Regions from separate parts of the Homo sapiens genome. Here region 2 is linked to region 1. Evidence: chromatin loops called from intact Hi-C (ENCODE). Cell type or tissue: IMR-90. All regions are shown on one strand. Links, peaks and the distances in the headings refer to the core of each region. The heading gives the core; the rest is flanking DNA. Region 1 overlaps COL1A2-AS1 (COL1A2 antisense RNA 1). Region 2 overlaps COL1A2 (collagen type I alpha 2 chain).

Region 1 (2,920 bases), core at 288-2,787:
ACTATTCAGCAGTGTCTTCCAAGCCCAGATCTGCATTTAAACCACTGGAGGAACCAATCATGCTTTCTAAGGCCCAAATCAAACTACTGAGTGAGACTTATTTATTTATTTATTTGGAGACAGAGTCTCACTCTGTTGCCTAGGCTGGAGTGCAGTGGTGCAATCTTGGCTCACTGCAACTTCCACCTCCTGGGTTCAAGTGATTCTCTTGCCTCAGCCACCTGAATTACAGACATGTGTCACCATGCCCAGTTAATTTTTTTAATCTTTAGTAGAGACAGGGTTTTGCTATGTTGGCCAGGCTGGTCCCGAACTGCCGGCCTCAAGAGATCCACCTGCCTTGGCCTCCCAAAGTGCTGAGATTAGACTTAAGCCACTGTGCTGGGCCTGAATGAGAAATTTTGAGGCTGGGCCCCATGCATTTGTAGGTTAAAAAATGCTCACAGACTGACTTAAGAGTTTTGGTATACCCAGAGACCTTGAGCTTCAGAAAATAGTTGATATCTTTATGGGGGTAGGGCTAATATGCAGTTAGGTTGTCAGAAAAAAAATTGCAAAATGAAAACTACAATAAGAATTCAAGATGTGGCTAGGTGTGGTGGCACAAATGTGTAATCCCAACACTTTGGGAGGCTGAGGCTGGAGGATTACTTGAGCCCCGGAGTTCAAGACCAGTCTGGGCAACATAGTGAGACCCCTGTCTCTATAAAAAGTGAAAAGATTAGATGGGTGTGGTGGCACATGTCTATAGACCCAGCTTCTCAGGGGGCTGAAGTGGGAGGATCACCTGAGCCCAAGGAGGTCAAGGCTGCAGTGAGCCATGATCATGCCACTGCATTCCAGCCTGGGACATAGACCCAGGCCCTCTATCAAAAAATAAAATAAAATAAAATAAAAATTCAAGATGTAAAGAAGTAAAAATAGAAGACAAGTATCTCTAATTGAAGACCAACAGCTACAAAAGTTGTAACTTTATATAGATTTTCTTTTTTTTCTTTCCTTTTTTTTTTTTTTGCCTCAGCAAGCAACGTGGACAATTTTATGAAAATCTATCATCAGAATTCCAAGGCATGTTCCTTTCTTTTTTTTTTTTTTTTTGTTGTTGTTTTGTTTTTTTTTAAACTGGGCTGGGGGAAAAGGGTAAAAAGAATGTGATTTGTGAGGCAAGCTAAACCTCAAGAATTTTTTCAAACTAAACACTTTTTCTAACCATTTGATGTCTGGAAGTCTGGATATTGGGGGCAGGGAAATTAGCAGAGCTGTGGCTGTAGGACCATTTGTCATTTCCTGGGAGGTGCCTGTGCTTAACTCTTAAGGGAAGCACATTTGAATACGCTTCTGGGCTTTAACCAAGAGGAGGTCCAACCCTCCACTTTTTCTTTTTCAGATTGGTGTTTTCTTTCCCTACTCCTCAGTGGAAAAGACTGGCTTTCCTTGAGGGAGACGCAAATAGTAGTGCCATTTGGATGTCAATGAGACCAACACTGTTTAATGCCTCTGTTTTCACACTTTCTTGTGAAAATCCAAAACACAGAAACAATGTCACATTTTATTAATCATATTTAGATAGGAATGCATTCATACTGTTGTGTTGTGTGTATTTTCACAAGAAAATCTTTGTCAAAACTGAGTCTGGCCTTTGTTTTGAGACTGGTATGCCAGGAAAGGGTTACAAAATCCTGTTTCTTCTTGAAGTATAACAGCTGGTAAGAAAGCACAGCATCTCCCTCCCTCCCAGCCCTGGGGTTGTACTAAGTAACTCACTGCCAATACCATCCCCCATAGCCTCTCTCCGCTTAGTAAAATCCCTTGCAAAGTTGATATCCAGCAGCAAGCAAAGGAAGCAGCTTGGGCTCGTTAGCTTTAGGAAGACTGAGGAAAAGATTGTCCTAGTTAAGGAGGTTTTAAATGCAACAACTTGTATGAGATCTCCAAGATTTGTTGTTAGAGTGTTGTTCCTGAAAAGGAACAATTCAAGATAAGGAGTGGTCTTAGCCTTATTGAGAGCCTGAGTTAGAACTGGAAGCCCCAAACCCAAAATCACAATCAAGTCTGAAAGCTCTACCTCTTCAATTATGTGAACACCACTTGGCAGCTTTTTGCTGAATGCGACTTACAGTAGATAACAACTTCCATTGTCCCTCTAATCAATGTCTTACAGAACTGAGCTTGCTTGCTACAAATAAACAGGGACACAAAAATGAAGTGTCCGCAAAACGGCACACCCTTGGGTCAGCATAATAACCACTTAGGTTGAGGAGAAATCCACATGATTCATGAAGTCCTTAACTAAACACATTAAGAAACTATATATTACAATCTCCCCAAGTTGGAATAAGTGATTTAAGTAGCAATCAGGAAGGAGAGGTTGAAATGTTGATCTCAGAATGGCCTTTCTCTCTCTCTCTCTTTCTCTCTCTCACATAAATCGTCAGTGTGTAACCCTCATCTTTTGAATAAAATTAAGTCCCCGAGGAAATAAAAAGCAACTCATTTAAATCCAAGGATTGCCTGGGTGGACCCAATACACTCAAATGCTCATGTGAAAGCCACCAAACTGACTTAAAAGGCAGCAGTTGGGAAAACAGAGAGAGAGAGATCAGAAAAGTTTTATAAGTGCATACATTCTACTACAGAAAGGATGGCTGGTTTCTCTGATGAGGGCTGAGGGCAAACTCCCTCTGTGAAGGCGTCTCTCACCCTCACAGAGAGGGGTTGAGCCACGCTGGCTTCTCTCTGGAAGGGAGGGAGGTGGAGCCACCACCAGGCAAAGCTCCAGCTGGTCAGCTATGTGGCACTGCTGCTATTGTTGAACAAAATTCTTTCCTCATTACATATCTCTCTTCTCAATTTAATAGAAAGTACAGTTCTTGGGATTTTTCTCTTCATGAACTTGAAGGAAATCAGAAATGAAAAGCTT
Region 2 (2,920 bases), core at 287-2,786, 57 kb before region 1:
AAATGGGAGTTCTGAGGCTGGCTTCACAAGAAGTGCCAACTGCTCTTTCTCCCAAATTTCCCCTGGTGCCACTGTCAAAGGCAAAGTACTCATCTAGATGGATTTTTGTTCTGACCCAGAATGACATTTCCAACTTTTCTTATATATAATCCAATTTCTGAACTTCCTTTACAGTGATATTAAGTGGAATAGCATAAAAAAGTCTTTTGGCATTAAAGATAATAAATGTATTCAGCATTGCTCAGGTATCTTTGCTCTTTGCCAATGCATTAGCTGTATTGATTTTAGAATTTTAAATGACCCTTTTTACTAGACTTGATTAATGTCCCCTCCCTAGATCTTGGCTACCTGCTTCTTCTCTCTTTCATGTGCAATTTTCTTCCCTTTCACACTCCTACAAGTTAGAGGTGGCTGACCTTCACTCCACCAAGGGTCAAGAAATGTTGTGAGGAGTATGCTTTGGGCCTGGTGATCAGCCTCTAAAGAGTGGGCTCGTCATGGAAGGGCCAAGTCTTCAGTCTATTGCTCTATGTCCACATTTGAGTCTAGGCCCTGGGAACACTCACAGTGGACCTCCTGGCTTGGTAAGTACCAGGCTGTTTTAATATGTGACTTCCAGAGAAGAAGGATTGAGCCAGAGAGCTTGAAGGTGAAATGAGATCTCTATCAAGAGAGGCCAGTTCAATCCAAATATCAGTTACTGTGTGAGACAAAGGTTAATTTCCCGAGACTCCCTCTAATTAATTAATAGTGTCTTCTGTTATCCTCAGAGGATATGTAATTTAAAATTCTGTTCACACATTATTTTATTCTGCCTCTGGAACCGCACTATAAGCTCCCTGAGCTCCCTGAAGATGCTGTGGCCTGGTAGAGCTTTGTACACCCTCCCAAGCTTCTCTCAGGATGGCTGGTCCATGGTGGATGATGACCCTTAGGCCAGGCTTGTCCTTCTCTTCAGGAAACAGGTGGGTGGGAGGTTGACCACTCCTTCCCTGGAGATGGCTACTCCTGAACCAGATTCTTTTCACTTTTGACTGCTTCTTTCATAATATTTTAAGAGTAAATTTGTTGTAAATAATAATGTAATATAGCTACATTGTTGCAAATTTGAAAATTTTAGGCCTAAAAATCATCCTTAAACTTCTATACAAATGTGCCTACTCTCAGCATTTTTTTACATGTATATTTAAAATATCTAATTATAATGACAGTGTTCTTGAATATTAGATTTTCAAGATTGAAAATTCTATTCTAAGAAGTTTTTCTTTTGTTAAATCATCCTTATAAATGTTATTGGGATACCAAAATTTATTTCACTATTCATCCTATCGTTATCTATTAGATATACTGTAATTTGTTTCCTCATTGTTTACTGGATATACCATAATTTGTTTCCTCATTGTAATCCATTAGGTGTACCATTATTTATTTGACTATTTTCAGTTGTCTCACACTGATGATGATTAAGTGATTATTAAGTGAGCATTGGCTTAGGAAATCTGCTAATTCAGATTCAGTTTGACAAAGGTCATTATTATTATTTAGCATGGCTTTTGCCTCTAGCAGGTACTCAATAAATGCGTTTTATTTTTTTTTGCTATAAGTCTGAGGGTATAGTTCATATTTGATCCAGAGATTTCTGTTTTATCATGTAAGTTTGCATGGTCATTTTAATTACTAATTTATAGAGAGTACCAGCATTCGGATCCCAGGAGTTATCTTTATATATGGTTTGGTCAGATATATATATTCCTTCTTGTCAGACACAGAATATTAGAGCTACAAAGGACTATGGCAGTAACCTCATCAGGTGGTCCTTCAATTGGTGCACATCTGAATTTCACAGGATGCGTAAGAATAGCAATTTCTTACTAAATCTGAATTTGGCAGATGAGGACCAGGAATCTGCATTTTGATTAGGAGACCTTGCTAACTTTTTAAGGTTAATATTACATTTTTACCATGTTCAGTCTTTTGCCTTTAAAACTAATTGAATCTTGAGATGACTTATAACACAAGGCAAATATTACAATCACAATTATGTTCTGCAACAGGAAATAAGCTCTAAATGAATCTTAACATTTTACTTGACACATTACTATGTTTAAGTGTATTAAAGATGTTATTGAAAGGTGCAGGGGAGGAAAATGAACTTGATTTGGCAGGTAGGTGTTCGTGGTACTATTATCCACAACTGTCTATCCTGATTGACAGCACACACATTACCTCTTAACAGGCATTGTATTCAGTTGCCTCAGATTTAAGTGTATGGCATTTTTACTGAATATTTGAAACTGTTTTAGTTAATAGTATTAATTGCTCATAGACCAACTTTCAGCCACTGTTATAAAGTGCTTAATATATAATAAACCAAGTTTCTATAGACCTTTGGTTATAGTAAAATTAGGTCAAAAATGCCATGTTGCTTAAATATTACATATTTTGAGTAGGGCAAATGCTTAATAGTGCTGAAAAGGAATTTTTTCATATTATAGCTATGGAAACTGAAATGCAGAGGCTCAGAGTTTCAAGGTCACTCAGCCACAAGGAACAGAGCCAGAACTGGAGTTCAGCTCTCCTGGGTCCTCGTTCTCTGCTCTTTCTACCACACCAAACTGCCCTTTTTGCATAATTTCTATCTAATCAGAGGCACTTGGTCTAATGGCTGGTAGAGATGCATATTTATATTGCAAAGAGCATTGAAGCAAGGAATTTTACTCAATATGTTCTTTTGGAAAACCAAACATGCTTTATTTCATTTTTTTCACAATTTATTTAAACATCTCACATATACAAAATAGGTACAATTTAATTTTTCTGCTTGCCCAAGAAACAAAGCTTCTGTGGAACCATGGAAGAAGATGAAAATGAGACTGGCAAAGAACAAATGCTGAATCTGAAGAAGATTTGGGCAAATAAT

Evidence for each region. A loop is a pair of places that touch in the nucleus more often than their neighbours do. Peaks named below come from ENCODE experiments on the same cell type or tissue, not always from the same donor. Only the 100,000 strongest peaks of a DNase experiment are listed, where the experiment ranks them.
Region 2: it touches region 1 in a loop (8-fold over the local background); 1 of 110 quality-filtered maps calls a loop at or near these places.

Annotation. Positions count from the first base shown.
Region 1 is chr7:94,374,224-94,377,143 of GRCh38, reverse strand. All of the region lies in intron 5 of COL1A2-AS1 (COL1A2 antisense RNA 1), which reads left to right. Among named protein-coding and RNA genes, the nearest start is that of COL1A2-AS1, 17 kb to the left of the region's middle. In IMR-90, for the core only: no CTCF peak of the experiment used is centred there; DNase peaks (open chromatin) are centred at 1,243, 1,743 and 2,753; H3K4me3 peaks cover 1,232 bases; H3K27ac peaks cover 2,500 bases.
Region 2 is chr7:94,431,034-94,433,953 of GRCh38, reverse strand. It overlaps COL1A2 (collagen type I alpha 2 chain), which reads right to left. Exons shown (of 52, transcript NM_000089.4): 52 at 2,727-2,920. Among named protein-coding and RNA genes, the nearest start is that of COL1A2, 38 kb to the right of the region's middle. In IMR-90, for the core only: no CTCF peak of the experiment used is centred there; DNase peaks (open chromatin) are centred at 1,823 and 2,103; H3K27ac peaks cover 460 bases.